Linked DNA regions of Homo sapiens: region 1 is linked to region 2. Evidence: chromatin loops called from intact Hi-C (ENCODE). Cell type or tissue: OCI-LY7. All regions are shown on one strand. Links, peaks and the distances in the headings refer to the core of each region. The heading gives the core; the rest is flanking DNA. Region 1 has its middle 8.9 kb from the start of DDT. Region 2 holds the start of GGT5 (gamma-glutamyltransferase 5).

Region 1 (16,444 bases), core at 4,642-12,641, 260 kb before region 2:
AGGGGGTGGCAAAATATGTTCTTTAAAACATGGAAAGGCCGGGCACGGTAGCTCACGCCTGTAATCCCAGCACTTTGCGAGGTCCAGGCGGGCGGATCACCTGAGGTCAGGAGTTTGAGACCAGCCTGGCCAACATGACGAAACCCCGTCTCTACTAAAGATACAAAAATTAGCCGGGCGTGGTGGCAGACGTTGTAATCCCAGCTGCTCGGGAGGCTGAGGCAGGAGAATCGCTTGAACCGGGGAGGTGGAGGTTGCAGTGAGCCGAGATCGCGCCATTGCACTCCAGCCTGGGTGACAGAGCGAGACTCCATCTCGAAAAAACATCAGAAAACATGGAACTCTGTTGGCGTGGCTTAAACATGAGTGTGGTCAGTGTGGCAAAATCACTTGAATTGTACATTACAAATATGACTGAAGTTGTGGTCGAGCAATGTGGCTCACACCTGTAATCTCAGCACTTTGGGAGGCTAAGAAGGGAGGATTGCTTGAGCCCAGGAGTTAAAGATCAGGCTAGGCAACATAGCAAGATTCTCTTCTTTATTTTCTACAAAAAAAAAAAAAAAAAGAAGAAATCTGGGTGCTGTGGTGTGTGCCTGTAGTCCTAGCTACCTGGGCGGCTGAGGCAGGAGGATTGCTTGAGCGCAGGAGATCTAGGCTGCAGGGAGCTATGACTGTGCCACTGCACTCCACCCTAGATGACAGAGTGAGACCCAGGCTCCCCCCTCCCCCACAAAAAAGAAAGAAAAAATTTGCAAGTTTATATGTACAATTTCAACTACGTGTATAAAATTCTCTATAAGTGTGCATACTTAAAGGAGCCTCCACTGAAAGGCCGACAGAGTCTCTGTCTGTCATGATCTTGTCCTATTAGCAGTTTGTTTATTAGATGACTCAGATATCAGAAGGTCTGAGACACACGACAGGTAAATATGACAGTCCTAAGGGGAGAGGGCAGGGACAGGTGGCAAGTCTGGGACCAGGTGTGGGGCATGGACAAGCCAGTGGTCCGGGAGTGGGGTGTAGAGAAGACTGTGGTCAAGGTTATGAGGAGGCATGGGAGAGGGCCAGGAAATAACCAGGGACTTCCCTTCCTGCAAGGAGGTTCATGAACCAGCCCTGCACCCCACTTGTGGAACACAACATCGCCCCACAGTGAGGAGAGAGACCGAGGAGACCAAGGCTGATCCTGATTCAGACATCTTTCCACCAGGTCACCCCTCATCGATGATACATGCTCAGTCCGGGGGTATCCCCCGCAAGGAAACACTGGGGCTGAGGAGCCCAGAGAGGTCGCCTGACCTGGACTGGGGCTGGGGAGGTCAGGGAAGTCTCCCTGGAGAAGAGACAGGGTGCCAAATGCCAAAAGACCAGGAAGGGCACCAGGCGAAGATGAGGAGGGAACAGCATGAGCGGAGGCCAAGAGGCCAAGGTGGGAGCCCAGAGAGGGGTTAGGAGTGTGCAGGCAGAAGGGGCCACCTGGAGGAGTGGGAGCAAGGCCTTGAATGCAAAGTTCAATGACTTGTACTTTAGCTTCTGGGCAGTGAGGAACCATACAAAGTTCCACACAGAAGGTCAGGGTCAAGTAAGCGTTTGCCCAAGCTCTTTTCAGAGGTCACATGGAAGCTAGAATGGAATGGGGTAGGAGACAAAAGGAATGCAGGCATGATATCTGGAGGAACTGTGGACCAGAGCCTTTGCAGATATGTCTTCTCTTCAACCAAGGAGACGGACAGCTCCATGTCTTTATTCTACCAACACAGCATCCCCTCAGTGGCTCAGCAAGTGTGGGACACGCACTCACAGCAAGAAAAGCTGCATTAAGGTCTTCAGATTCTCTTTAACAGCAGGTTCTACTGGAGGCAGGTCCTTGGCCTTCAGGACAGCTGGGAGGGCCTCCTGGAAGAAGTCCTCCCGCACTGCAGCCTCCACGTGTTGGGCACCATGCTGCCACCGTGGGTCTGCTTTCAAAGACTCAGCAGCCAGCACTGATGGGCTAGGGGAAGACAGAGTCAGCGGAGGGGCTGGGCATAGCCAAGTGTAAGGCAGCATGACCTGCTTTAGGGGTTCTCTGATTGGATTTTCCCTCCTCCACCATGTGTGTGATGGGCTAGGATGTCCCCCTCCCTGGGGACACTTGGAAGCCTCTTAATATAGCTGCGGTGAGGGGTTTGTAAAGCCCCATTTTATAGATGAGGACACTGAGGCTCAGAAGGAGAAGTGACTCACACAGGGTCCCACAGCCAGAAAAGACAACATGAGCTGGGATGTCAGCTCCCTTCCCGGATACACCACTGCCCAGCGGGCCACCGCACCCCATGGCACTCTCATGCCTCAGCTCCGTGATTGCCACCAAGCCAGCCACAGAGATACGGGGCCCAGTAAGGAAGGCCTGGTCCCGCAGGAACTTGTCCTCGAGCAGCTGCAGGCATCCGTCCAGCTCAGCCAAAGTGGCCGCCAACATCTCGGGTGGCACTGACTCGCCCAGGAACACAGGGATTATTATCTGGTGGGCCGACAGGCAGAGAGAGGGGTCAGGGTCTGCCCAAAGCCCATCCTGGTTCCCACCATCATCCTATCATCACCAGTCCTTGGGATTTCTGCTCACCTCTGCTCACTTCTTTCCACTCATAGCCACCAGTAGCTCTCATCTCCTACTCAAACAGGGACAGCCTCCCCCTTCTCCCTGGGTCCTCACACAAGGCAACCAGTGGGATCCTTCTGTAATCTCAATCTGCCCGTACCCTCTCTTGCATAAAGCCTTCCATGGCTCCCCACTGCCCTCATGAGAAAGGCCTCAACACAAAGCCAGCCTTCTCCAGTGCGGTAGCCATCCCCTCCCCACTTTTCACCTCACCTCCTACTACCCCCCACTTATCAAACGGGAATGTGTGTATGAATCCTCCCTGGAATCTGGTTACAGTTTATGCTCCCAATCAGTAAGGTCAGAGTGGGGCCTGAGCCTCTGCATTTCCAACAAGCTCCCTGGTGATGCTGATACTCCCAGTCCATTGACCACACTTTGGATAGGAAGAGTCTACACTTGCTCTACTCAACTTCTCTCCATTCTGTCCTCAAACACACCACGCTTCCTTCCCCACCAGCTGGAGGGGGCTCTGCTCCCAGGCCCCAGAGGTCAAGGCAGACACAGTTAAGGTGTGGAAACCTCCTTATTGCCCGATGGATCCTCCAGAGAGGCGGTCCCTTACTTTCAGCAGGGCGCGTGTCTACCTGTTTCATGCTGTCTCACACACAGGGTGCCACCCCTGTGCTGGGCACTGGGTAAGTGCTCTGTACATATTAATTAGGAGTACTCATTTCAAAAATATGTGTGCCTTTGATAAATAAAAACAGTATGTGCATGTTGTGTTGGTGTGTGCTTCCTTGATTATTACTGAAGTTAAACATGTTTTCATCCATGTATTGACCATTTCTCTTTGTCCTTCAATGAAACCTCTGCTGATTTCCTTCGCTCATTTTTTTCCTGTGTCTTCGTCTGATGAGTTTCTCTTCTTTTTGTTTGTTCGTTTGTTTGTTTTGAGACAGTCTCGCTCAGTGGCCCGGCTGGAGTGCAGTGGTATGATCTCAGCTCACTGAAACCTCTGCCTCCAAGGTTCAAGTGATTCTCCTGTCTCAGCCTCCCGAGTGTGCCACCGCACCCAGCTAATTTTTGTATTTTTAGTAGAGACGGGGCTTCACCGTGTTGCCCAGGCTGGTCTCAAACTCCTGACCTCAACTGATCCGCCCATCTCTGCCTCCCAAAGTACAGGGATTACAGGCGTGAACCACCACACCCTACCTGTCTGATGGGTTTCTAAGAACATCTTAAAGGACATTACTTCCTTCTGACGTATCTTTTACCGAGATCCTTCCCAGTTTTTTGCTTAAGGTTAATCCATTTTTTCCTCCACAAAGTAACCTTGTATATGTATTGGTTTTTTCTTTGTTGAGTTCTCCCACTGTTCTGAGGCTTAGAAAGTCCTTTCATACCCAGACATCAGAGAAACAGATCCCGTGAGAGTAACTGGGATTGCAGGTGTGGGCCAGCATGCCCTGTTATCACTCCCTTTCTCTGAGTCAGCTTTTCTCTCTCAGTCTCGTCTACTCCTCGAACTCAGGAAATGTCACTACAGGTGGCCCCAGCTCCCGTTTACCTCCCCATAGGGAGCTCCTCTCTCCAGTTCCAGTTTCAAAACTCCCAAGGAAGCATTCTGGTTCACTCGCTTGGGCCACTGGCCAGAGGGATGGGATACTCTGAAAGATTCAGCTAGAGTCCCGGGCCCAGCCCTGGACCATCACTGTGCCCCCTGGTGAGATGCCAGGGCTGGGATTCAGGGAGAAGAAAGGAGGTTCCCGGACAGTCATTCCTGCCTCCCGCGGCTGCGGGCTCCCTGCCCCCATCCTGTGCACGAAGTGGGAGCTCCCGCTGTCTGGCAGCTCCCGCTGTCTGGCAGCAGCTGCTCTGCAGGGGACAGTCTGGACGGCAGAAAGTTCATCCTTAACCCCAGCCTTCCAGTCAAGGTTCCCACCAGTTTGGGACACCTGCAAGTGTCACATCCCACTGGGTGAAACTCTAAGATCCCTTTTAGGGGATCCCATTCGCTCCCTCCCTTCCGCCACCATGCAGCGCCGAGAAACAGAGCTCTGAACGAACCCTCAGATGTCCGTGCGCTGGGGCCTTTCCAGGACGGCGGCGCCCAGTCGTTTCTGGGTCAGGGCGACGCCTGGAACTGGGCAGGGTCCCTGGCACCGGGATCCCGAAAAGCAGACCTGCTTCTCCCTGTCCAGCCGGTTCCCCTTCCCCTTGCAGTCGGCCCCCTGCATCCGCGTCCTCCCTGCCAGTCGAGGGTCCCCAGCTCCAACTCCACCCTCCCAGCTGTGCGTTCATAGCGACCGCCCTCCCTGTAGGGACGCACGGATCTGGTGGTGGAGTCTTGGCCGGCAGGACTGGACAGGAACCGAAGGGGCGAGGCGGGTCCGGGGGTGGTGCGCTCCAATTGGGTGCTGTCCCCAGGGGGTGGGGCCTGATCCCCTATTTCCCGGCGCGCCGGGATCCTGCCACAGCTGCTGCCCACACCGCGCTCAGCGCCTTCACTGCCATCCCCGCTGTCCTTGCCGCCCCCGCCATGGGCCTAGAGCTGTTTCTTGACCTGGTGTCCCAGCCCAGCCGCGCCGTCTACATCTTCGCCAAGAAGAATGGCATCCCCTTAGAGCTGCGCACCGTGGATTTGGTCAAAGGTGGGCCCAGCCCGTTTCCCCGCGTGTCCACAAACCCAGTGCACCCCCAGGCCCCCGCCCTGCTCTGCCCTGAGCGTCTCGCCGCCCGCACAGCCCCCTCACCTCCTCCTGCAGCGTCTGCCACCAGAGAATGCTGTGGACTGAGTGGCCTTGAAGGGATCACAGCCTCTCTGAACCTTAGCTTGCCTTCTGAAAAGGAGGATAATGTTACCTTCTGCTCTGTAGGGATGGAAAGAAAATACTGAATGGAGTTGACAGAGTTCTTGCGTGGAATGCACGCATATAAATTCACAAAGCCCAGAAGACCTCGGGAAGAAGGACATACTGTTGTGAGAATTAAGAGATGGGAAGAGATGAGCCACCCCAGTTTGCCTCCCCTCCCCTGGCCCACCAGAGTCCGGCTAGAAAACTTCTCTTTATCCACCTGCTGCACCTGGCCCCACCCACCAAAACCCCCCAGCTGCCCCGGAATGTGGCAGGGCAGGGAGGCCCAGCCAGGGAGTGAGGCTGATCCAGGCCTCTAGTCCCAGACCTTGCTGTTTCTCAGGGCTGTGGGGCTCCGCTTGGGGAGGAGGAGGGAGGGTGTAGAGGTGCAGCGTTTTTACTCTGAAGACCTTTTCTGACTTCTTCTTCTTCAGGGCAGCACAAGAGCAAGGAGTTCTTGCAGATCAACAGCCTGGGGAAACTGCCGACGCTCAAGGATGGTGATTTCATCTTGACCGAAAGATGCCCTCCTTCCCTCACCCCTCACCGCATCCGGAGCCCATGTGACCTTGGCTCTCCCCACTGGCCCCGGGCCCCAATGGCCCTCCCATACCCCATGGGGCAGCGAGGGAGGGGAAAGGCGAGGGATCTGGCCGGGCGCGGTGGCTCACGCCTGTCATCCCGGCACTTCGGGAGGCCAAGGCGGGCGGATCACGAGGTCAGGAGACCGAGACCATCCTGGCTAACACCGTGAAACACCGTCTCTACTAAAAATGGAAAAAAAAATTAACCGGGCGTGGTGGCGGGCGTCTGTAGTCCCAGCTACTCTGGAGGCTGAGGCAGGAGAATGGTGTGAACCCAGGAGGCGGAGCTTGCAGTGTGCTGAGATCGCGCCACTGCACTCCAGCCTGGGCGACAGAGCTAGACTCCGTCTCAAAAAGGCCGGGCGCGGTGGTTTACGCCTGTAATCCCAGCACTTTGGGAGGCCGAGGTGGGCGGATCACGAGGTCAGGAGATCGAGACCATCCTGGCTAACACGGTGAAACCCTGTCTCTACTAAAAATACAAAACATTAGCAGGGCGTGGTGGCGGCCGCCTGTAGTCCCAGCTACTGGGGAGGCTGAGGCAGGAGAATGGCGTGAACTCAGGAGGCGGAGCTTGCAATGAGCAGAGGTCGCGCCACTGCACTCCAGCCTGGGTGACAGAGGGAGCCCACTCCAGCCTGGGCGACAGAGGGAGACTCCGTCTCAAAAAAAAAGGAAAGAAAGAAAGGAGAGGTATCTGGGGAGAAGGTACAGCTTGGGGTGTGTCCGGGATGAGCAGGGGCTGACAGAACATGTCCCCCCACCTCTCATCTTCAGCCTTTTCTGAGCCGCAGGGCCTCTCCACTCCCAGACTGAAGGGTATTAGAAGAGAAGACAAGGGAACATTTTTCCACTGTTGCGCATTTGTTCAACAAATGCTAGCTGAAAAGAGCCTCTAGTGACTTGTCGCAGACTACCCAATCTACCCAGGCCGGGCCTAGAGGCCAATGCCATGGCCCAAGGGCACAGCTCATGGTGAGGTCCAGCTGCTGGGCAGGAAAAGGACAAGAGGTCAGGTGGCTGCAGAGGTGATGGCTGGGGGCCTGTCAGACGGGGGCCAAAGACATTCCTCCCCTCGTGATCCCTGACCCAAGCGCGTGGACATGCAAGGGACTCCACGGAGCATCCACTGTGTGCCAGCCCCATGCAGGGTTCCAGGGGTCCAGGGAGCCTATTCTGAGCTGCACCGCCTCGGACAAGTCACTTGACCATTCTGACCTTGAGTTTTCTCTTGTGCTAAAAGGCTAACAGGAGTGTCTACCTCACAGGGCGGCTGCTGGCATATCACAGAGATGAGGTTCTCAAAATGCAAAGCAGAAGGTCCAGCCAAGAGTCGGTGCCCAAGGCAACAAAGACAGGAGGAGACTCGTAGGAGGAGGGGGTGGTGTTGGGGAGCTGGAGATGGAGGGCGAGGCTGGAGGGCAGTCCTTCAAATGCAGAGAAGCCCCCGGGCCCCACTGGCAGATGGGAGCAGTTAGGGGTAAATGCCTGGTGCCAGTGTCCTTATAGCCACTGCCCATTTGTTCCCAGCTCGGCCATCCTGATTTACCTGAGCTGTAAGTACCAGACGCCGGACCACTGGTATCCATCTGACCTGCAGGCTCGTGCCCGTGTTCATGAGTACCTGGGCTGGCATGCCGACTGCATCCGTGGCACCTTTGGTATACCCCTGTGGGTCCAGGTGAGGAGAGCCATCTGGAGAGTGATTGGCCATCAGGGAGTAGTTGGCAGTAGGCCGGGGCCATAGACTGACCCACTCTCTGCCCCCATCAGATGTTGGGGCCACTCATTGGGGTCCAGGTGCCCGAGGAGAAGGTGGAACGCAACAGGACTGCCATGGACCAGGCCCTGCAATGGCTGGAGGACAAGTTCCTGGGGGACAGGCCCTTCCTCGCTGGCCAGCAGGTGACACTGGCTGATCTCATGGCCCTGGAGGAGCTGATGCAGGTGTGAGCTCAGCCTGTGGGCAGTGTCCCTCTTCGTGTCACACCCATGAGGCAGACAGAAACACTGAGGCCTGGAGAAAGCCAGAACTTTGCCCAGAATCATAGAGCAAGTCTCTGGATGATCTGGGGCCAGAACCCTGAACTTCTGCCTCCTGCCTGGGTGTGGGGTCTCACCCTGGCTGCTCTTGGGCTCTAAGGCTGAACATACTGCCTGGGCCCCTGTGGTCCATTCACTTAGGGGCTGGGGAATGGACCATGTCTCTGATACTTCTGCCCATGGTTCCAGCATTCGGGTCGGCAGTGACAACTGGGAAAGTTGTATGCCCACAACTTTTTCATCCTTGTCCCTACAGCCGGTGGCTCTCGGCTATGAACTGTTTGAGGGACGGCCACGACTGGCAGCATGGCGTGGATGAGTGGAGGCTTTCCTGGGTGCTGAGCTATGCCAGGAGGCCCACAGCATCATCTTGAGCATCCTGGAACAGGCGGCCAAGAAAACCCTCCCAACACCCTCACCAGAGGCCTATCAGGCTATGCTGCTTCGAATCGCCAGGATCCCCTGAAGGGTCTGGGATGGGGGCCAGGAGATTAGCAACAAGGATTCATTCTGTTACTTACTTGCCCCTTTTTATCTTTCCCTCTTGCCCCAGTCCCTTCTCTCCAGCTTCATGTGAAGCTCTGCACAGACAAGACACTCAGTGTCCTTGGCAGTGCTGCTACTCCTCAGGTGCAGCATACATAACCAGTAAGAGACTAAATCTGCAATATATAAAGAGCTCCTACAAATCAGTAACATGAAGAACACTCAAAAATTGGCAAATGTCATCAGTGTTTTAAACAGAATAAAGATTCCAAACACTTTGAATAGAGAACCAAGAGTTATTGGTTTTACTACATTGTTGTGTTATACATATGGAGTAAAAGTATGTGCTAGTAATCCTCATCATGGTTAATAACAAAGTAACCTCACAATAACGAGTCAACATAATTGTATCACCAGGGCAACAAAATGTTAAGTAAGTAACCAATTCGAATTGCAAACTGTTAAAGGATATAGGCGATGTTTCACAGGGCATAGCAACGGTCTTTGAAGTCTAGGAAACTTAAAAGATTTCTTTTAACAAGCATTCATGTCTTCTAGGACAGTTTTGTAATAACTGCAAATAGTAAGATTATACATTGTCACACAGACCTCCATGTATATCCATGGGATGGACCCCACCACAATGATTTTAACGGAGAGAACTTGATATAAAGAATTGGTAACCAGGCATTAGAGAACTCCGAAGACAGAGAGAATCCAGATTAACACGGAGGTAAACACTGCAAGAAGCTACCACCCCTAGGGCTGGGGGATCAAGGGAGGAATTAGGAAGACCAAGATGCTGGAGGGGCCCTGAAGAATTCAAACCTCCAAGAAAGGTGTTGCTCATCCCCCCTAGCATCACCTTCCAAGAAGGGCAGGTTTCCCCAGTTTGCCCTGAGGTCTTCACAGGAGGCCATGTGGCTGTGGATGCAGTTCTCAAATGTGACAGTAGATGTCACTGCTGACCAATAAACAGGATGTTCCAGACACACACTGCGCTACCTGCCCACATGTCTTGTGGCTTTGGGGCCTATTTCCCATGCCTGACCTGTGCCCACCATGTGCCACTCTATTGGGGGACCTGCCCCAATAATCACGTAGATTGTTTCCTATTTTTCCTAAGTGTCGGCCGGCTTGAGAAATAAAGGGACAGAGTACAAAAGAGAGAAATTGTAAAGCTGTGCATCCGGGGGAGACGTCACACGTTGGTAGGATCTGTGATGCCCCACAAGCCACAAAAACCAGCAAGTTTTTATTAGGGATTTTCAAAAGGGGAGGGAGTGTGCAAATAGGTGTGAGTGACAGACATCAAGTACTTAACAGGGTAATAGAATATCACAAGGCAAGTGGAGGCAGGGCGAGATCACAGGATCACAGGACCGAGGCAAAATTAAAATTGCTAATGAAGTTTCGGGCACCATTGTCATTGATAACATCTTATCAGGAGACAGGGTTTTGAGACCAACCGGTCTCACCAAAATTTATTAGGCGGGAATTTCCTCTTCCTAATAAGCCTGGGAGCACTATGGGAGACTGGAGTCTATCTCACCTCTGCAGTCTCGACCATAAGAGAGAGGCCACGCCCGGGGGGCTGTTTATAAGCCGATACCTCCAGGTGCGTATTCTCTTTCTCAGGGACATTCCATGCTGAGAAAAAGAATTCAGCGATATTTCTCCCATTTGCTTTTGAAAGAAGAGAAATATGGCTGTGTTCTGCCCGGCTCACCGGTGGTCAGAGTTTAAGGTTATCTCTCTTATTCCCTGAACAATTGCTGTTATCCTCTTCTTTTTTCAAGGTGCTCAGATTTCATATTGCTCAAACACACATCCTGTACAATTTGTGCAGTTAATGCAATTATTAAAGGGTCCTGAGGCGACATACATCTTCCTCAGCTGACAGGATTAAGAGATTAAAGACAGGTATAGGAAATCATAAGGGTGTTGATTGGGGAAGTGATAAGTGTCCATGAAATCTTTACAATTTATGTTTAGAGATTGCAGTAAAGACAGGCATAAGAAACTATAATAGTATTAATTTGGGGAACTAATAAATGTCCATAAAATCTTCACACTCCACGTTCTTCTGTCATGGCTTCAGCCGGTCCCTCTGTTTGGGGTCACTGACTTCCTGTAACACCACTCCTAGCCGGAAGTATTCCAAGTAACCATTGCAACTGTCCTGCCTTAAGGGTGCCTGGTGATGGCTTCTGTCTTAGGTCCCATTCTGGCTCTCTCTTCCAGTGATTTCTCATACTTTGGGGGACACTCTGGCCTGCTTTCCTGGGCCTTTTCCATTACCACCCCCTCTCCCCATCAGGCACTGGGGATGGCGGCCACAGCCTATGCCTTCTTGATCCATGCTGGCTGCCTTGGGATTGTTCCTTATTGGATGGTTTTGCTTTCAACAGACACTCCAATAAAGTACACGAAATAAAGAATAAAGTTAAACAGTCAGTCCCCGTGCTGTGTAGGTGGCAGTAAGTCTGGGAGAGCGACCTCAGCTGAACTAACCATGCTGTGCATCATTGTCAAGCGGGACCAGCAGGATCCTTAGGTCACCTGGCAGGAGGAGGGGCAGGGAAGGGTCCCTAGAAGTGATCTTGAGTTGCACTTAGTGCTCTTGGCAGAGGGAAGGGCTTGGGCTAGTGCTGGAGGCATGAAGATGGGGTGTGTTCAGGGCTCTCCAGCAGTCCAGGCATGGGAAGGGGACGCTGAGGGCCAAAGGCTAAGGTGACACTGGGAAGGGAACCATAGCAAGGTGAGGAATGGCTTTCGGCCATGTGACTGAATTGCCTGTGTGTGGTGCGTGTGTACGTGTGTGAATGTCAGTGAACTGTGTGTGTGAACGTGAGTGAATTGTGTAACTTTGTTTATGTGTGGGTGTATATGTGTGTGATGTGTGTGAACTGTGTGTATGTGGGTGTATATGTGTGTGATGTGAGTGAACTGTGTGTATGTGGGTGTATATGTGTGTGGTGTGAGTGAACTGTGTGTAAGTAGGTGTATATGTGTGTGAATTTGAATGGTGTGTAAATGTGACTGAGCAGTGTGAATTTGTGTATGTGGGTGTATGTGTGTGAGTGAACTGTGTGATTTTGTTGGTGTGAATTGTGTGCCTGTGTGTGTGAGGTGTGTGTGTGTGTGTGACTGAACTGTGTGATGACTTTGTATTAATGTCAGTGAATGGTGTGGTTGTGTATGTGGGTGTATATGTGTGTGTATGTATGTGAATTGTGTGTGGGGTTGGTGTGTATGTGTGTCAATGTGAGTGAGTTGTGTGACTGTTGAATATGAGTGAATTATGTGATTGTGTGGGTGTATATGTGTGTACAGGAGTTAACTGTGTGACTGTGTGTAAATGTTATGATTGTGTGTGTGGGTGTATATGTGTGAATGTGATACATCGTGTGACTGTGGGTGGACGTGGGTGGATGTGTGTGTGAGTGTGCGTGGCTGTGTGTCGAACAGTGTGTGAGTGTAAGTGTGCAGGTGGTAGCTGTGGAATTAAGGCACATTAGGGGAATCCTTCCTTGGCTCTGGTCCTTGGTTTCCCTCCTATGAAACAAGTTGGGTGAATTAGGCAGTCTCTGGCATTCCAGGATTTGGTCTCAGGTCTAAACAGGATTTTGTAAAGTGAAAGCAGCATCCCTTGGGCATCCCGGGAGGTGTCCCTGCCCTCCATGGCTCACCTTCTGCCACATGGCCCAGCAGCAGCTACTCTGCAGGGCCATGTGCTGCCATGACAGGTACTGATCCCCATGGGCGCGGGCCTGCAGGTCCTGGAGGTACCAGTGGTCAGGTGCTTTGTACATGCAGCTCATATAGAGCAAGCTAGCCACACTGGGGGGACATGGCAGGGGCAGAAGACATGCCCTGAACACTCTTCAGCCATTTTCTGGGGCATTTTCACTATCCCCATGATGCAGAGGAGGGATGTGAGGCTCAGAGAGGTTAGGTAACTGCCCAGGGTCACACAGCCCTACACGGGGCCAGATTATCATCTCAACTAATGGCAGCAAGGAAGAAACAAAATGTCATGAACTTCAGCAGGGGCTCAGGGAAGGCTTCCAGGAGGAAGGGGCACCCAGTGTGAGTCTGAAGAATGAGAGCAAGTTGGGTATCTCCCCAACATATCCAAAGCATGGACAGGGCCAGGAGCAAGGCCAGCAGGGAGAGAGCCTTCCAGGTGACATGGCAGCATTGCTCCCCACCCCGTCCCATCTCCTGTTCACCTATGGTGAAGGGTTGTGCAGTCTGACCCCCAGAGCTCATCATGCCTCTATGGGTGTTGGACCATCCAGTGATCCCAGGCTCTGAATGTGAATCCAGCTCCACCAAGGAGGCACTATGTGGCCTCGGTAAAGGACGCCACCATGCGGCCACCAACCTGGAGGCTGGTTTTGGCTTTCATTTTTCCCACCCACCTCCAACCCTTCAGCACACCCTGCAGTTAGAGTTTCAAGAAAAGTCAGAACCGACCATCACCCCACCAACCCTGCACCACCACCACCTTGGTCTGGGGCTCCAGCGCTGCATGCCAGATGACTGCAGTGGCTTTCTCACCCCTGCCAGGGGGATCCTTTATGACGTAAGTCAGATCACAGTTCTCTGCTCAAAATACTCCAGCGACTCAATCCCCCTGCGGTAAGAGCCAAAGCCTTCCCAGTGTCCCATGCTCCCCTCTGTCGTGACCTCCTGCTCTTCCTGCTCACTACACCCACCCTGGCCCGTTGCTCTCCAGTCTGAACCCCATGCATTGTCCCACCTGGAGCCTTCGCCATCACTCTTCCCTCCAGCCAGAACACCCTTCTCCTCATGCCTTGCACATTCCTACAGCTCTCTGCTCAGATGCCACTTCCTCCAGGGAGTCTTCCCTCAACATCCTACTCACACACCCCCAATCTTACCCTGTTTATTTTTTCCATGGCATCCATCAACATCCGATATGTTCCATGTTTACATGGGTTACTGTCAGCTCCCCCTTCTATTAATGGAATGTGAGATCCATGAGGAGAAGGACGTAGACACGTTCACTGCTCAAGCCCCAGGGCTTAAATGGGGTCTGGCCCTGGTGGATGTTTAGCAAATAGCCACTGAAGCTCGCTGAGTGGTCCCTCGACTCTCCAGGGAAACAGCACTTGCCCCACAGGATTTGTGGGCAAAATGGTAGCACTAAGATGCCTGGTACAGCCGCTCCTCGAAACTTAGCACTCTCCTTTTTTCGGAGGGGAAGGCTGGCGGTGAGGAGGCCCGGAAGCAGACTGGGCCCTCTGGCCTTGTGCAAGTCCCTCCCCTCCTCCAGCCTCAGTTTCCTCACTTGTACAATGCAGGAGGGGACTTCTATAACCCTTGTCAACACTGGGTACCACTGCCTGCCTCCACCCATTCTTCACCCTGGGGCTGGTGCAGGGCCCACAGTCCATGATCCAAGCCATCAACAGTGAACAGACAGCCGACTGGCCCCACAAGGCCCGGCAGCAGCCCACGGACCGGTTACCTCTCAGCCAAGGTGAAGTCCCCATCCTTCAAGGCCCGGCACCTTCCTCAGGGGGTTCACCTGGGCAAAGGCATCGCTGTGCTGCTGGCCTGCAGGAGAGATCAGAGAGGTGAGTGGGGATAACCCAGAGTTCTCTGAGGTCTCTGCCCACCCCCACCCCAAAATCCCAGCAGCAGCTTTCTGAGGCCCCTATCTGGGAGGCATCAGGGAAGAGGAAGCCTCTCTGCTAGTCACTGGGTCACAGACCTTGACCCCATCAGAGGGCCATCTTTCCTGTGTCCAGCTCCTTGAAGCATGGCTCAAGGACAATTCCCTGGAGCTGTAATTCACACCCCACCCCCAGCCAGTTCCATCCATAGGTCAGACCCCTCCAGCCTCCTCCCTGGGCTCTAGGCTTGCCCCCTCTGATTCAGCTTCCTATCCCAGCTGGGGACTTAGGCCCTACTGGCCAGGCTGGGTGACCTGTCAATACCCCAGAGTCCCAGCCAAACATGTTCCCAACCCTCAGACCAACCTCATTCTTGCTGGGAATCCCTGCCCCATTCAGCCACTCAGCCCCCGGTGGCTCAGCTCTTCTTCCTTTCTTATGCCAAACTCTCAAGGCTCCCTCCCCACTGGGGGTTCCCAGGTCTGACTCACTTTAGCATTCTAGGCCAGTGCTAGAGGCCGCATTAGGTGCCTGGTGTTTGGATCAGAGGACCTCAGTCAAGCCAGGCTCCAGTCTGATCATAGGCCTACATGTGGGCCTCTTTGCCCTTCTACTGAATGGACATGCACACCCCTGCCCATTCTCCCTCCACAGACTGCTTCTGTGTCCAGCCCCTGTTCTGTAGCAGGTGACTCAAGCTGGTTGTACCAAGGGCAGCAGTTGGGAAGAGTCAGCTGAGCAGGGTCCTCCCTCTGGCCTGCCCAGGGGGCTCTGGCTCTGCTCTCTGCCCTACTGCTTAGTTATAGCCCTGCCTCCTCCACTGAATTGTGCTCCAGCTGCATCTCTGTATGCCAGCCAGACCAGCAAACGCTGGAGCTCAGGGTGAGGGTGCTGGCCTCCCCCACTGCCCTGCCACAGGGCCCTCCAGCCTCTAGCCTCTAGGAGTAGCCCCTTCAGCTGGGTGAGAAGCCCCATGGGATAGAGCAAGTCAGATGCAGGAAAAAGAAAAGGCAGAAGAATGCCAAGAAATACATAAAAGTGGAAGAGACCCAGGGCCAGACATGGTGGTGCATGTCTGTGATCTCAACACTTTAGAAGGAGGAGGCAGGAGGATCACTTGAGCTCAGGAGCTCAAGGTCAGCCTGGTCTACATGGCAAAATCACGCGTCTACACACACCAAAAAAAAAAAAAAAAAAAGTAGCTGGGCACGGGGACGTGCCTGTAGTCCCAACTATTCTACTTAGGAGGAGTAAGTTGGGAGGATCACTTGATCCTGAGAGGTCAAGGCTGCAGTGAGCCGGGATCATGCCACTGCCCTCTAGCCTGGGCTGCAGATTGAGACACTGTAATAAATAAATAAATAAATAAATAAATAAATAAACAAACAAACAATAAAAAAGTGGAAGAGACACAGGCAGGGGTAGACAGGGACTATTTTACTTAGGAAACAACGAGGCAGTTTGTTTTTTCCAAGCACATGGGGTGAAGATATTCTTGCCCCACTCCATTTCCCTACCCTCGTTCTGTGCCTGCTGTGCCCTCTCTAAACCTGTATTTTGAAGAATGTTTTGTATTCACAAGCAAAGATCAAGCCTCTATTAAAATAGACAACCAGTGGGGCATGGCGGCTCATGCCTGTAATCCCAACACTTTGGGAGGCCAAGGCAAGAGGATCACTTGAGCCCAGGAGTTCTAGGCCAGCCTCGGAAACACAGCAAGACCTCCTCTCAATAATAATAATAATAATAATAAATTGGCCAGGCATGTCGGTGGGCACCTGTAGTCCCAGCTACTTGAGGGGCTGAGGCGGGAGGATCGCTTAAGCCTGGAAGGTCAAGGCTGCAGTGAGCCATGATTGTGCCACTGCACTCCAGCCTGAGTGACAGAGTTAGATGCTGTCTCCAAAAAGTAAAAATAATAACATAGATAATTATGTAATAGTTTCCACACCGGAGAGTCTGATTCTTCGTGTTAGTCTGCATTCTTGGCCCGACTGCAAAGCAGCGGGGACAGGCAGGGATTCGTGGCCAATATCCCCTGGGCCTGCCTGCCCAGCCCAGCTTTGGTCAGCTCCACTGTGCGAAGCTCGAAGGGGATGCCATTCTTGGCGAAGATGTAGACTGAACGGCAGGGCTGGGACAGCAGACCCATGGCGGGGGCAATGGGGTGGGGCGTCGGAGGGCAGACCTAAACCCAGGGGACGGGCCCTGGGGACAAACCCGGGGACAGGCCCGGGAACA
Region 2 (16,444 bases), core at 4,123-12,122:
TAGGGGACATGGCACAGAGTCGCTGTGGGGCTCCCCTCCCCCTGCCTCCCCACCAGGCTTGCTCAGCTGGCACTCATTGGAGAATGGTGACGGAGGCGGCACGTCGGCTGCCACCAAACCGCAGATTAGGTTGCAGAACACAACCAGGCTTCCCCATCAAATCCAGCTGCTCACAGGTCCACAACACACTACGGTTGCAAAGTGTGATGCCATTTACACTGACCTTTGCCATATACAAGGTGCTTCTCAGTTTGCAAAGTACTTCTGTTGCCATTGTTCCCAGCAGCACCAGCTCATATGCTACAGGCAGAACGAGGCCTCGGCCACCTCTCAGTCCCTCACAGTGGCCTCAGGAGCCCACCCTGGGACTCCACTCCCCATCTCACTGGGGACACTCTGGCCACAACTACTTCAAGGCTGGCCTTTGGCAGGTGATCCCAGGATCCTTCCCTGCCAGCAGGGCATAGGGCTTGAGCTGATGGACCCCAAAACTTCTCTTGGGACTCTGAGCCTATGGAAATTCTCTGGCCTAGGCTGGGTGTGGTGGCTCATGCCTATAATCCCTGCACTTTGGGAGGCCGAGGCGGATAGATCACTTGAGGTCAGGAGTTCAAGACCAGCTTGGCCAACATGGTGAAACCCCGTCTCTACTAAAAATACAAAAATTAGCTGAATGTGATGGCGGGCACCTGTAATCCCAGCTACGCAGGAGGCTGAGGCAGGAGAATTGCTTGAACCCAGCAGGCAGAGGTTGCAGTGAGCTGAAATCATGCCACTGCACTCCAGCCTGGGCAACAAAGCAAGACTGCCTCAAAAAAGAAAAAAAAAGAAAAGAAAAGAAAGAAAGAAAATAAATGCTCTGGCCTACCCCTCCCCATCTGTCCATGGGCAGCAAGAGGTGGGCCCTTTAGCACTGAGGGCTGGTCAGCCTGGCCTACATTATGATGATCCCTGTCCCTGGGGCACAGGCCTGCACAGCTCACTGAGGTCAACCTCTTCCCTAACACCCAGGAATCCTTCCTCCCCAGCACCTCAAGAAGCCAGCTTTTTTTTTTTTTTTTTTTTTTTTTTGAGACAGAGTTTCAATCTTCTTGCCCAGGCTGGAGTGCAATGACACTATCTTGGCTCATTGCAACCTCGCCTCCCGGATTCAAGCGATTCTCCTGCTTCAGCCTGCCGAGTAGCTGGGATTACAGGCATGCACCACCACGCCTGACTAATTTTGTATTTTTAGTAGAGACGAGGTTTCTCCATGTTGGTCAGGCTGGTCTCAAACTCCCGACATCAGATGATCTGCTCACCTCGGCCTCCCAAAGTGCTGGGATTACAGGCGTGAGCCACTGTGCCCGGCCAGAAGCCAGCATTTAAGCCCCAGTTGCAGATGGGGAAACCAAGGCCCAAAGAGGGAATGGACCTGGGTCCCTGCACCCACCCCGTGGGACCTCTGGCCCTAGCACCCTCCTTTGGCTCAGGTGTCTGTCCTGACCTAGCATGTCCATCTGGACACAAACCCACCCCAGCTCCTGAGCCACATGTCCCTCTCTGGGCCCACACGTGGCACACATGGGCACCACAGGGACACATGTAATCTTGGAACAGGAAAGAGAGCACAAAGCCAGAAAATGAAATAAACAAGTCAGGCATAAACACTAATTTTTATAAGAATAAAACACCATAAACAAAGCCAAATGACAAACTGGGGGAAAAAACACTTTAAACTCCCATCCCAGACAAAGGCCTCACTTCCTAACTAAATGGAGTGCACCCTTGCTTCCCCAACCTGTCTGCTTCCAGCCTAGTCAGTTGTCTTGGCTTCCAGGGCAAAATGGGGTAAATGGTTACAGATGGGGAAACCAAAGCCCCAAGAGGGAATGGGCCAGGTCCCTGCACCCACCTCGCCCACCCTGCCAGGCTTTGGTTTTCGTCCCACCTCCCTGGTCTCCTGATGTTGGGGGCCCCAGGCTTGGTCCATGGTCCTTGTGCATCTATATCTTCTCCCTGGGTGAGTCCATCCAGGCTCATGGCATGAGATGCAACCTGTGTGATGGTAACTCCCCGACTTTAACTCCGCCAGTCCTCTCCCTACACTCGAGACACTTATACCCAGCTATGCACAAGGTACCCACTCTGGGTGTCTAAGAAACATTTCAAACATACCATGACCTAAACTGTACTTTTGATTTTCCTTCCAACCGTCCCTGCGAAATGGCTCCTCTCCTAGTCCTCGTTGTCTTAGAAATTGACACAACCACTCCCCCTTTTGCTCAGCGCCTACACCCTGGAGCCATCCTGGATTGGTCACTTTCTTCCTTCCCCACATCCAACCCACCAGTGACTCTGGATGCAGGTTCTACCTCCATCTCCACCACACTGGTCCAAGCCACCAACCTCTCTCAGCTGGGTTATTGCAATGGCCTCCTACCCAGGCCCCAGCGTTGGCCTTGCTCCCTTACATTTTAAAAAAATAATCTGTTAAGGCCGGGCGCGGTGGCTCATGCCTGTAATCCCAGCACTTTGGGAGGCCCAGGCAGGCAGATCATGAGGTCAGGAGATTGAGACCATCCTGGCTAACACGGTGAAACCCCATCTCTATTAAAAATACAAAAAATTAGCTGGGCATGGTGGCGGGTGCCTGTAGTCCCAGCTACTCAGGAGGCTGAGGCAGGAGAATGGTGTGAACCTGGAAGTCGGAGCTTGCAGTGAGCCAAGGTTGTACCACTGCACTCCAGCCTGGGCAACGGAGAGAGACTCCATCTCAAAAAAAAAAAAAAAATCTGTTAAACGTAAATCAGACTTCCTGGTAATGGGAGACTGTAATTCAGACCACACTTCCCTCAGAGAACTAGAAAAGCCCAGCAAATAGAAAACATGTGCTTAAAGGCATAGGAGGCAGAGAAGTACAGGGCTGGAGACAGGCAAGGCCAGCATTCCCCTCAAGGTGACGGCCAATCCTGAAGAGGAGGCTGAGAAATAGATCAGGGATTCTTTTTTTCTTTTCTCTCTTTTTTTTTTTTTTTTTGCTTTTTATTTTTCTGAGACAGGGTCACCATTACTTTTAATGGCAAAAACCGCAATTACTTTTGTACCAACCTAATATATTGCTCTGGCTGGTCTCAAATTCTTGGCCTGAAGCAATCCTCCTGCCTCAGTCTCCTGAGTAGCTGGGACTATAGGCGTGAGCCACCACACCTGGTCTAGAGCAGTGCTGTTGACCTACTCATGTGCTGAGGGAGGGGATGCCATAATGCCCCACACGTGGGGTGCAGGTTTCTTACTCTAGGAGTCAACTAGAAATAGAGCAGCCCTCAGGAGCACTGGATCCAGCTTCAAATCATCTCAGTCACTCAAATGCATAAAGGAGATCCCAGAATTTCAGATCCCTAGGCCTCAAATTATTTTATATTTATTTATTTATTTATTTGAGACAGCATCTCACTCTGTTGTCCAGGCTGGAGTGCAGTGCCTCGATCTCGGCTCACTGCAACCTTCACCTCCTGGGTTCAAGCAATTCTCCTGTCTCAGCCTCCCAAGTAGCTGGGATTACAGCCACCAGCCATCACGCAGAGCTAATTTTTGTATTTTCAGTAGAGACAGGGTTTCACTGTGTTGGCCAGGCTGGTCTTGTACTCCTGACCTCGTGATCTGCCTGCCTTGGCCTCCCAAAGTGCTGGGATTACAAGCGTGAGCCACCGCACCCGGCCTCTAACAATTTTTATACATACTCTCCAGTGCCAAATTAAAAACAACCAAGCAAACAAGGAAATAAGACAGCAGGAACAAAGCTCATGAGAAAGCACAGACAACTTTTAAAAAGGTCCATAGGATCTCCAGATTATGAAATTGGCAGACCATGTACTTTAAAATAAGTACTTTGTATCTATATTCAAGGATATAAAGAAATAAGAATTTTATCAAAGAACTGTCATCTATTAAAAATGGAGGCTGGGAGTGGTGGCTCACGCCTGTAATCCCATCACTTTGGAAGGCCAAGGTGGGTAGGTCACCTGAGGTCAGGAGTTCGAGACCAGCCTGGCCAACGTGGTTAAAACCCCATCTCTACCAAAAATACAAAAATTAGCCAGGTGTGGTTGTGGGCACCTGTAATCCCATCTACTTGGGAGGCTGAGGCACAAGAAACATTTGAACCCAGCAGGTGGAGGTTGCAGGAAGCCGAGATCTTCCCACCACACCCCAGCCTGGGGGACAGAGTGAGGCTCCGTCTCAAAAAAAAAAAAAAAAAAAGGCCAGGCGCGGTGACTCACGCCTGTAATCTCAGCACTTTGGGAGGCCAAGGCAGGCAAATTGCTTGAGGTCAGGAGTTTGAGACCAGTCTGGCGAATATGGTGAAACTCTGTCTCTACTACAAATACAAAAAAATTAGCAGGGCATGGTGTCATGCGCCTGTTGTAATCCCAGCTACTTGGGAGACTGAGGCAGGGGAACTGCTTGAACCAGGGAGGTGGAGGTTGCAGTGAGCAGATATCGTGCCATTGCACTTCAGCCTGGGCGACACAGTGAGACCCCATCTCAAAAAAAAAAAATACAAAAATTAGCCAGGCGTGGTGGCTCATGCCTGGAATCCCAGCTACTCAGGTGGCTGAGACAGGAGAATCACTTGAACCCGGGAGGCAGAAGTTGCAGTGAGCTGAGATCACGCCACTATACTCCAGCCTGGGCGACAGAGCAAGACACCGTCTCAAAAAAAAAAAAAAAGTGAAAGTGGAATATATATATATGTGTGTGTATATATATGGAATATATATATATATATATAATATATATTATATATTTATATATATATAATATATTATATATATATATATATATTTATATATATATATTATATATATTATATATATAATATATATAATATATATTATATATTTTATATATATATATATTATATATATTATATATATAATATATATTATATAATATATATATATATATATAATATATATATAGCCCATGACACAGTCCTCAGGAGATCCTTGACCATGTGCCCAAAGATATTTTTTCCCAAAGATATTTTTATAAATAAAAATAAAGGGTGGCCAGGCGTGGTGGCTCACGCCTGTAATCCCAGCACTTTGGGAGGCCGAGGCGGGTGTATCATGAGGTTAGGAGATCGAGACCATCCTGGCTAACACAGTGAAACCCGTCTCTACTAAAAAATACAAAAAATTAGCCAGGCGTGGTGGCGGGTGACTGTAGTCCCAGCTACTCGGGAGGCTGAAGCAGGAGAATGGCGTGAACCCAGGAGGCAGAGCTTGCAGTGAGCCGAGATTGTGCCACTGCACTCCAGCCTGGGCGACAGAGCGAGACTCTGTCTCAAAAAAAAAAGGGTAACAGAAGAGGTAAACGTGTGGGTAAATCTAAATGAACGTTATTGGTATAAAATTATAGTAGTATAGAAAATGATATCTTGTGGGGCTTAAAATAAAACATACTGAAATATGTATGGGTAAAGTTATATATCTGGGATTTGCACTGAAATAATGTAGGGTAGAGGGAAGCAGGAAAGAGTATACATGAAATGAGCTTGGCCATAAGATTGTTGTTGAAATTGAATGGATACTCGGGGCTTCATTACACAATTCTCTTTACTCTTACATAGCTCTACACTCTCAACATAAATAAGAATAAAAACACAAAAAACACACAGATACATCTATGCACACACATATATTTAAAATACACAAAAATATTAGCATATAAGTCACTGGGGGTAAATTTAGTTCCTGTTCCAAGGTTCTTCTACTGACTAGGAAGAGGATAGAAGTACTAACTCATAGGCTGGGCGTGGTGGCTCACGCCTGTAATCCCAACACTTTAGGACGCCGAGGTAAGCAGATCTCTTAAGGTGAGGAGTTCAAGACCAGCCTGGCCAACATGGTGAAACCCTGTCTCTACTAAAAAAGAATACAAAAATTAGCCGGGCATAGTGGTGCACACCAGTGGTCCCAGCTACTCAGGAGACTGAGACAGGAGAATTGCTTGAACCCAAGAGGTGGAGGTTGCAGTGAACCAAGATTGCTCCACTGCACTCCAGCCTGGGCAGCAGAGCAAGACTCCCTCTATCTCAAGAAAAAACAAATAAACAAAAAAAAGTACTAGCTCATGTTAGACTTTGATAAGTGAAGGATGCATGTTGTAAGCTCTAAAATAATCTACTGTCATCTTTTAAAATAACCCCAAGACTGCACAGTTAGGAAACTAATAGAGAAAAAGGAAATTGAATAATAAAAATAATAAATGCAAAACAAGATGTGAAAGGAGATAAGAAGAAACAGAATAGGCATGGAAAACAAGTTGGTGGTGGGTTTCAACCCAAATAAATCATCACCTACTTTTAAAAGGACAATCAATAAAAATTAAAGTAATTGGAAATAAAGTAAAACCCAATGCCTTTTATGTAAGGATACAGAAAGGTGGAAAATAATGAAAAATATATCATGCATGCACTAACCAAGAAAGCTGTATAACTTTTTTTTTTTTTTTGAGATAGAGCCTCACTCTGTCTCCCAGGCCGGAGTGCAGCGACGTGATCTTGGCTCACAGCAATCTCTCCCTTCTAGCATCATGCGATTCTCCCCGCTCAGCCTCCCAAGTAGCTGGGACTACAAGTGTGCCAACTTAGAATTATATTAGCCACACCCAGCTAATTTTTGTACTTTTTGTCTCACCATGTTGCCCAGGCTGGTCTTGAACTCCTGGGCTTCAGCGACCCACTCACCTTGACCTCCCAAAGTGCCAATTACAGGCATGAGCCACCATGCCCAGCATAACTATTTTTAATGAAGTAGACTTTAAGAAGAAAAGTATTATTAGAGATAAGAGACACATCATGGAAAAGAAGAAATTACTAGGAGACGGGTGCAGTAGTTCATGCCTGTAATCCCAGCACTTTGGGAGGCCAAAGCGGGCAGATCACCTGAGGTCGGGAGTTTGAGACCAGCCTGACCCACATGGAGAAACCCTGTCTCTACCAAAAATACAAAATTAGCCAGGTGTGGTGGCGCATGCCTGTAATCCCAGCTACTCAGGAGGCTGAGGCAGGAGAATCGCTTGAACCCAGGAGGTGGAGGTTGCGGTGAGCCAAGATCGTGCTATTGTACTCCAGCCTGTGCAACAAGAACAAAACTCCATCTCAAAAAAAAAAAAAAAAAAAAACACGAGGTTACTAGCTAGTTTCAGTATTACTTAACATCCAGGAAACTGGATATAGAAGTTTTTTTAGAGAAACTAAACCAATAGGTTATACATAGAGATTTATTTAGGAATTGGCTCACATGATTTTGGGGACTGGCAAGTTTAAAATCTGTAGGGCAAGCCAGCAGGCTATAAATTCAGGTAAGAGTTGATCTCGAAGTCTGGAACCTAACATCTGTAGAGCAGTCAGCAGGCCAGAAACTCAGGCAGGGTTTGTGTGTTATAGTGTTGAAGCAGAATTCCTGCTTCTCTGGGAAACCTCAGTTTTTGTTCTTACGGCCTTCAACTGATTGGAGGTGGCCCACCCATATTATGGTGGGTAATCTGTTTTACCTAAAGTCAACTGACTGTCAGTGTTAATCACATCTATGAAATAACCTCCCAGCAAGATATTGACAAGTATTTGACCAAACAACGGGGCACCAGAGCTTAGCCAAGTTGACACATAAATTAACCATCAGGAACGAGTAGAATATCCAAAAAACAACATACTAGGGGTATTATATCTTATATAGCTATTATAATTATATAAAACATATAATTATAGAATGAAGATATTAAGATAACCATTAGAACAAAAATATAAACTTTTCTTTCTTTCTTTTTTTTTTTTTCCTGAGACCAAGTCTTGCTCTGTCACCCAGGCTGGAGTGCAGTGGTGCAATCTTGGCTTACTGCAACCTTTGCCTCCTGGGTTCAAGTGATTCTCCTGTCTCAGCCTCCCAAGTAGCTGGGATTACAGGCACCCGCTACCATGCCCAGCTAATTTTTGTATTTTTAGTAGAGACGTGGTTTCACCATGTTGCCCAGGCTGGTCTCCAACTCCTGACCTTAAATGATCCACCCGCCTCAGCCTCCCAAAGTGCTGGGATCACAGGTGTGAGCCACCACACCCAGCCAAAAATCACCTTTTTTACAAGGATCAAAACAGTCATTATGCTGGAGATAACAGACCTCACTGTCACCATGCTCCTTTTGTATGTCTACTAGGCACGGTGCTGGGTCCACACTCACAGAAAGCTTAGGAGCTTGCACCCAGGGGCTCCGGCTGTAGCAGAATCCCAAGAATAAAACCTAGTGCTGAAAGAGTAGGAGATGGGGCTGGGTGCCGTGACTCACTCCTGTAATCCCAGCACTTTGGGAGGCGGAGGTGGGCAAAGCACGAGGTCTAGAGTTGGAGACCATCCTGGCTAACATGGTGAAACCCCATCTCTACTAAAAATACAAAAATTAGCTGGGCGTGGTGGCTAGCACCTGTAGTCCCAGCTACTCAGGAGGCTGAGGCAGGAGAATCATTTGAACCAAGGAGGCAGAGGTTGCAGCGAGCCGAGATCATGCCACTGCACTCCAGCCTGGTGACAGAGCGAAACAGCATCTCAAAAACAAAACAGAAAAAAGAGCAGGAGACTGGACTCTGGGAGGGCCTCCTGGTGAGAGGTGAGCACAGAGGGGAGAGATGATGGAGTCAGGAGCATGGGCTTCTGGTGGCCCCAGCAGACCCTGTGGCAGTGTGGCCAGGGGCCTCTGCAAGGAGGGATCTTGGCCAGGATGACGCTGCAGCAGGCCTCTTCCTGAGGCCCCCCAGCCAGTCCGGCCAGGGTCCCAGTGTCCAATGACCCCTGTTCCGCAGCAGCAGCTGGGGCCAGCCCCAGGCTCTCTTCCACTCCCAGCTTCTTAAGACAGGAAGTGGAGAGAGTTGTTTGACAAAACACTGGGGCAAACCACATCCTCTCTCTTCAAGGGACAGTTTGAGGGGATGCCAGCAGAGGGAGCTTTAGAGTAGAGACCCCTACCCAACCAGTGACCGTCACGCACACAGCAGGGCACGCTATGGAGACCCCCAGACAGTCACTCAGGGAGACCCAGCAGGTCCAGACTCCACCTAGAAATTTGTGGCAGCAGGTCCCCACTCCCAAAGGCCACATGCCCACGGGTGGTCTCTGGTGCCTGAGACTCCAGTCTCATTTGCATCTTTGCAACTTCGAGTTTAAGTGGGTGTCGCATCCTGAATGTCCTCCTGAGCAGAGGAGGGGCACAGCCTGGGGTGGCGGCTGGCGTCAATCCCTCAAATCCCCTGAGAGCCACTGGGGAGACTAAGCAGTCCCCAGCCCCGACTTGTCCCTGAGCTGCCATTCTCAGCCCTGTGGGAGGAGACAGAAAGACCTGAAGAGAAACCAAAGGACCAGGTCAGGAGGGGCGGGGGGTGGCATGAGAAATCAGGGCAGGGAAGGATGGACAGATGGGGGAATGGAGGGAAGAAGGAATGAATGAAAAGGTGAATGAATGAACAGAGAGAGAGAGCAGCCACTCCTCCCTTGCTTTAATTTACAAAGCACTGGGATCCTCCCAACAGCCTGCAAGACAGAACTTCTGGGAAGCAGACCAGGTGGCTGGCAGGGAGGGGAGGCTTGCCCTGGCTTTTGTGGGCCCAGTGGGAGGCAGGGAGCAGGAAGGGGCATCCTGTATGTGTCCTCTGCAGCAGCAGCAGCGGAGGCCTCCCTTGGGCTGGGCTTCCTGGAAGAGGGTCAGGAAACACCCGCTGTGGCCCCTCTCCACCACGCCCTCATCCAGGACACCAAGTATCAGTCACTCAGCTCACGAGACCCAGGCCCTGACTCAGGGAGAGAGGATGTGAGGGGTGGGGCACCGGGCTCCTCAGGACTGAGAGACCCGAGATGTGGCCCCAGGCTGGGTGTTGGGGCAGACTGGCTATGGCAGCATTGTGTGTACCCCAGCAGGCCAGTACCCACGCAGGGAGCCTCCAAACCCCTTCACCCATGACCCTGGGAGAAGACCGCAGCCTTGGAGAATTGGCCTCACTGAAGGGGCCTGCACCGGCCAGCAGGGTCAGGCGGGGCCAGACAGGTTCCCACCTGGGATATGCAAATGGGCCTCCTGAATCCTGGAGCCAGGCGTGGACTCACACACCACCATTGTCCCCAAGTCCCCATCTGCCCCACGAGCACACCCTGCCACCTGTTCTGTGCAAGGGCCCTGAGGCTGCCTCCTTGCGCCCAAGACCTGCAGGTGCTGAAGCCCACACACACACGGCTCCTGCTTCCTGGGCCAGTGCACGTGCACACACACACACACACACACCCACCCACACATACACATACCCACACACAATCACACACATTCACACACACCCACACTCCCCACACTCACACTCACATACACTCACACACACCCACACATGCATGCAATCACACATACCCAGACACTCACACACACACCCACACATACATTCACTCACACACACACACACACACACGCCTTCTCCAGGAGGGGCTGGCTGCCAAGGGCCACCCAGCTTCCTCCCACGTCTCACTCACCGTCCAATATCCGAGCAGACCTTGGAGTCGGCGGCAACAGCAGCGTGGGCAAAGGCCTGGGGGCCACATGGGGCCTGGTGTCGAGAGAGGACCACAGCCAGCACAATGACAGCCAGCGCCAGCCCCAGACCCAGCAGGACTAGGCTGACCGTGGCCCCGTAGCCCCGGGCCATGGCTCTGCAGCCCAGGAGGAGAGGGGCGGCTGGTGGGCAGACGGAGGGACGGATGGGTGGGCAGATGAATGGACAAGAAGATGCACAGAGTCACAGGTAATTGGACAGATGGACAAACAGGTGGGGGCTGAAGACAGACACGAAGATGGATCGACAGATAGGCCAGATAGCTAGACAAAGAGGACAGTAAGAGAAAGATGGTCAGATAGACAATGGGACAGAGATGGGCTTACAGATGGGCGGACAGACAGACAGGTCTGAACAGCGGGCTGCCAGATGGACAGATGGGTGAATGGACAGATGGCTGGCAGCTGTGGCGAGCTGCTGCCCTCACCAAGTGCACACTACGGAGTGGCCAAACTCACGCCTCAACTTCTGGTTTTCAGCTCCTGCTTGTTGCTGGCAGGAGGCCAGGCAGCAAAGCGTCTGAGGGGAGTTTTCCTTGCCTAGAGGAGTCAGCTGCTGTGTTAACTCCCTCACTGCTAGTAGGTCCAAAGGCCCCACCTACCGCCCGCCAGAGCCCAGGGTCACACTGTCGCAATGTGCAGGAGAACTTGGTGCCTGCTGCACTGCGGTTGCCAGGTAGGGGCAGGGCTCCCTGGAACCTCCACACCATTCCCCGGGTTCCCGGCAGCTCTGGGAAAGCAGAGCTGGGGCCGCTCAACTCTCTCCCCTGGATCCGGCAAGGCTGCCCCCCTCCCAGAGTGGAGCCCTGCTCCCCAGCTCCCATCTCTATCCCCTAACCCTCTCCTCATGGCCCAGCCTAGTCAGCATCAAGGTGGAGCTGAACAGAGGCAGAGGGAGGGGGACACAAGGTGGTGTCACTTAAAACTTGGGTTCAAGTCCTTATGCTTCTGCAGCCTGGCCTGGGTCCCACAACTCCCCAGGGTGGCCAAGGGCTTCCCAGTCTGCACAGAGGACAGGGGGACTTGACAGCATCAAATGCTGGTGACTACAAGACGCCCATGTGGGGAATGCAGACAGACCATGCCTCTAGCCCTTGGCATCCGGGACCATTTGTCCAGGACTTGCTGTCCTGGAAATGCAGCATGGACCTCCAGGGAGGGAGGCTGTGTGGAGGCCACGCCCTGCCTGTAGCTCTTTCCCACCCTAGCTGCGGGTCTGCTTCCCTGAATCCAAATCCGCTATTACTGTGCTGGCAGCGCAGCCTCTCTAGGGACACTGGCCTGGCTCTGTTCTCCCCAGGCCTCAGGGTGCCTAAATGGGAGGCAGCCAGGAGAGTGAGGACCCACTGAGGGGCTCTGTTGACCAGGCTCAGCAGGGGTGCAGGTGATGTGGGCTGGACTTCTTCCCACGTGGCCCCCACAGTCCTCCCCGCTTCCTCCCCAGCTGAACACTGCCTGCTCCAGATGTCTACACCTGGAAGCCGGGCCCCCCCATCTGGGCAGCAGAGAAACTGAGGCACAGAGACAGACTGTGTCCTTACAGGCCACACAGCCTGCCAGGCCCCTATGTCCAGCCAGAGCCCCTGGTCAGCCTGGACTGGAATGATTGTTTAGAGGCAGGCTGTTCCCACGGCTGCCTCTCGCGGTGGGGGGCCTGTGGATGCCTCCTCCCGCCCCCACCCGACTCCCAAGCCTCAGTGACATTGCTCAACCAGGAGCTGAAGTGCATTCCTGGGCTTAGGCCAGCCCACCCACCCACCCGCTGCAGTCCTGGAAGCTCAGAGGCCTGGGCAGCAGGAACAGTGGAGACAGCAGCGTGGGGGACGTCCCCCCTCCTCTCCCCACCATCCTGGTCAGGCAGAGGCCAGGGTGCAGGGACCGCCTGAGCAAAGGCCCAGGGAAAGGAATGGGTGTCATTCTGGTCCTGACCCGAGGCACAGCCAGGAAGGTCCCTGAATGTCCTTCCTCAGGAAATGATGGGGGAAGGGGCGATGAGAATGAAGGAGAGGATTTAAGTCCCTCACCCCCCGAGGTAGTCCTGGGCTGAGCCCCACGGGACCTGGAGAACCAGGGTGTACCCCACCAGCGTGTCGGGTCCAGGAAGCCTCGTGGCCAGCTCCCACTTCTCTTCCTGCTGTGCAACCCAGAGCAAGGCCTGCCCCTCCAGCTTCAGTCTTCTCCCCTGCAAATGGGGCCACGGCCTTTCCTCTCAGGCCGAAATAAGGATTGAGGCCGGGTGCAGTGGCTCACCCCTGTAATCCTAGCACTTTGGGAGACTGAGATGGGGGGACTGCTTGAAGTCAGGAGTTTAAGTCCAGCCTGGTCAACATAGTGAGACCCCATCTCTATTTGTTTAAATAATTTTTTAAATTAAATAAATAAAATAAGGATTGAGGAGTGACTCGTACATCACTCAACTGGGAGCCCCAGAGACACAGCCCTCCAGGGCTCAGAACCGGTGGTACTCTACTCTGCAGGCACAAAACCCTGTTTGTGGGCCCTTTGGTATCACCAGGTTTTCGGGGCTCCTGAAGGATAGCCCCGACCTGGCCTCACCTGGGCCCTGGCCAGAGTGCCCCTGGTGATATCCAGAGTGCCCCTGGTGCTGGGCTGTGACCACCACCCCTCACCAGCCTATCTCCACCAGCCTTTCCCAGAATCCTGCCCCAGGTGTTGGAACTGTGCCTGGAGGAGGGAGCAGGCCCCGAGGGAGGCCTGGAGGGGCTGCTGATGGTGAAGGCTGCTGTGTCTAGTTGTTCCCTTCCAAACCCACTCCCTCTGGGCTGCATCCCCGGCTGGTCCAAGCCCTGATCCCTGGGATCTGGGGACCTCTTCCAGTTTGCTGTTCCCTGAGAACCAGGCCTCCCTCTGGAGAGGATCACAAGCTTGGGTTTCACTCTGGGCTTAAACTTGGAAACCCCCCAGGGGCTTGGCTCTGACTGAGATGTTTTCCTCCAGCCTCTTGCCCAATCCCCACTCCTCAGACCTCAGCTTCACCTCCCATGTCCTCGGCAGGGTGAGCTGGACGCCTACGGGTCTGAGAAGGCACCCGGGTTCCCGGCATCAGCTGGCCACTCTCTGCCTAAGAAAGGGCCGGGGTCGCTGCACCCTCTGGTGGCTGGTCCTAGGTGGTGTTGCTGCCCAGCCCAGGGAAGGGAGGGCCTGGCCCCAAGTCTGAGGGATCAGGGTGGGAAGGGGCAGGGCTTGGCATGGACCTTCCCCTGGCCCCCAGCCACGTGCCTGGCTTTCCCCATGCTGAAGATGCTGAGGCTAGTTCCAGCGACCGCAGCGTGAAGATCTCCGAATCCCGCCTCTCCAGTGCCTCATTTATTGTGCTGCTCTGCTGCTCACAGGGGAAGCCGGTCCCCCAGAGTCCCCTTCCTGGTCCTAGTGAGTATCTTGTCCCTAGATTGCTTGTCAGCCTTGTCCGCCTGGAGCACTCAGTAGCCAGCAGGCTCCCCGCCTTTCCTGGAGTCCGAGGCAGCTGCCCAGCCACCAGCCGTGTGGACGATGGCTTGCACCACAGCGATGAAAGTGGATGCGATCTGGGTGTGATGGTGCCGGGTCTCCAGGGCTGCAGTCACTGCCTGGGGGTGGGAGGAGAGGGGAAGCCTGAGCAAGGCTCCAGATGCCACCTGAACCACATCTGTGTGGTCACAGGCCTCAGCCCAGGTGGTGCCATTTCGGGCCAGGTCATCAGGAAGAGCAGGTTGGGGCCTGCTGGGTCTCACTGGAGCAGGGGGTTTGGCCTTCATGTCACAGGGGCTCCAGATGGCCCAGGCACTAGAGAGAGGACACCAACCATTGTCCACTCTGTGATGATCCAGGCCTCCAGCCCAGGATGCCCTGGGGCCCCACACCGTGACTCAGTTTCTCCAACCCCCGGCCCACCTGGTCAATGTTTCTCTCCACTGTCGTGACGTTGGGCAGAAGCTGGTTGTGCAGCCGGGGCTCCTCCACGGCCCGCTTCACGTCATAGCCGAACCAGAGGTTGTAGATGATGGCCTGGGGCATGGGAGTGTGATCAGCGTGGCTTGGGGGCTGTGCAGGGTGGGCACGGCCAGGGAGAAAAGCTGTGACACATATCAGTGCAGTGGCTGTGGTGATCTGTGTGCCCCCAGCAGCTCCCACAACCATCCGGACCTGGCCGTCCTGGCCCACCATGATCGTCGGGCACATGGACGAGAGCGGCTGCTTCCCTATGGCCGATGGGAGAAGACAGGGATGCCCGTCAGCTGCCTGCCCAGGACACCCGCCCCTCTCCACCCCAGTCCCCCACCCCCGGACCTCCACCCCATACCTGGCTGGATGAAATTGGCAGGTGAGGGGGCACCCCAAACTCGTTGGTGATGTTGGGAGAGCTGAAGTCGTCCATTTCATCATTGAACAGGATCCCGCTGACCGGGGAGCGGACCTTGGAGCCAAAGCTACCGCCCAGCCAGGTCAGACAGTGCCCGACCTTGCCTGGCCCAGCCTGGTCCCTATCCACCCACTGAGGCTCAAACATACTCACTGAGAGGCCCAGGATAAGCTACCAAGGTTGGGCCTCAGTTTCCCACCAGGAAAAGAGGTGACGGAGCCACCTTACTGGATAAGTGGGCAGTCCCTGGGCCACCCGCCCCTGGCCCTTTCCCACCCAGGCGGCCCAGCAGCCCCTACTAGAGGTTGATGGTGCTGGTGGTGGACACAGCACTGCCGTCTTCTGCGACGACAGACAGGTGAGCAGTGCCCCCATCAACTGGCGTGTAGAACTCGGGCTTGTAGTAGGAGATCGGGTGAGTGGTGTCGTCAGAGATCTGGGCCCGGAGCTGGGCAGCGAAGAACTCAGAGGTCATGTTGCGGACCACCTGCCGAGACCCCAGAGCTGGCCTGAGGAGGTGGGGAGGGAGGGTGGGGAGGGGGCACAGGTCTCAAAAGGCCCCTGACTGTGGCTCTGATCACAACCCTCTGGCACCCACAACCTTCCGTGGCTCCCCAGGACCCAAGGGCAGGCCCAGGATCTTGCAAGACCAGTCTGACTCCCTGTCTCTGTCGCGTTCCAGCAACTCTGAATGTCTGTCTGCCTGGTCCTCAGCCTCCAGACCCTTGCTGCATTCAATCACTCATTCCTTCATGCAAAAAATATTTCTAGAGTTTGCACTGCATGCCTGGCACTGGGGAATCAACAGGGAACAGACACTTAGGTCCTGCCCTCATGCCAAGAAAAACAAACACACACAGGGAAAGTGCTGAAACCACAAGCCAGGTAAGGGGAATCAAGAGGCATGAGGTATGGGCAGAGTGGTCAGGGAGGGCTTCTCAGAGGAGGCAACGTGTGAAAAGAGCCTGGAATGTGGCCTAAATGGTCAGTGCAAAGGCCCTGAGGCAGGTGGTATAGGCTGGTGAGCGATAGGCAAAGAGTGAATGGAGTGGGGTGGGGAGAAGAGGATGAAGATGCAGGCTGGGGCCCATCCCACAAGACCTCCTAGGTCCCATAACAACTGGCTTTTGCTCTGTGCCATGCAGGCTTAGGGCAGAGGAATGAGCAGGCTGGGGAGTGTTTTCACAGGGTCCCTCTGGCAGCTATGACGGGGATAAGGATAAAGCCCAAAGGGGAGGCTGTGGGTATCAACCAGGCAAGAGATGATGGCCTGGGTGGGAGAAAGAGAAGAATCAAGGATGGTGCCGACTAGCGAGGTAAACCCTGCAGAAAGGGCAGGTTTGGGGATGGTCAGGAGCTTGATTCTGGATACTTCATCAGACCTGAAGAGCATGGGTGCACGTATAAAAAAATAAATAAATAAGCATGGGTTCACGGGCAAGGGCGGGCTGAGAGATG

Evidence for each region. A loop is a pair of places that touch in the nucleus more often than their neighbours do. Peaks named below come from ENCODE experiments on the same cell type or tissue, not always from the same donor. Only the 100,000 strongest peaks of a DNase experiment are listed, where the experiment ranks them.
Region 1: a loop joins it to region 2, with 7 times the contacts of the local background. A loop is called at or near these places in 9 of 110 quality-filtered maps.

The regions. Positions count from the first base shown.
Region 1 is chr22:23,975,072-23,991,515 of GRCh38, forward strand. It overlaps a transcript of DDT not described here, the pseudogene GSTT2 and a transcript of GSTT4 not described here. Among named protein-coding and RNA genes, the nearest start is that of DDT, 8.9 kb to the left of the region's middle. In OCI-LY7, for the core only: a CTCF peak has its summit at 9,513 (motif pointing right); a DNase peak (open chromatin) is centred at 9,520.
Region 2 is chr22:24,234,006-24,250,449 of GRCh38, forward strand. It overlaps GGT5 (gamma-glutamyltransferase 5), which reads right to left and starts at 11,077. Exons shown (of 12, transcript NM_004121.5): 1 at 10,548-11,077. The coding sequence starts at 10,720. It also overlaps the pseudogene GGTLC4P. RefSeq lists enhancers at 9,374-9,423, 9,858-10,413, 10,414-10,969, 12,082-12,637, 13,780-14,768 and silencers at 13,576-13,870, 13,611-13,680. In OCI-LY7, for the core only: a CTCF peak has its summit at 8,982 (motif pointing right); DNase peaks (open chromatin) are centred at 8,926, 9,276 and 10,206; H3K4me3 peaks cover 1,282 bases; H3K27ac peaks cover 1,381 bases.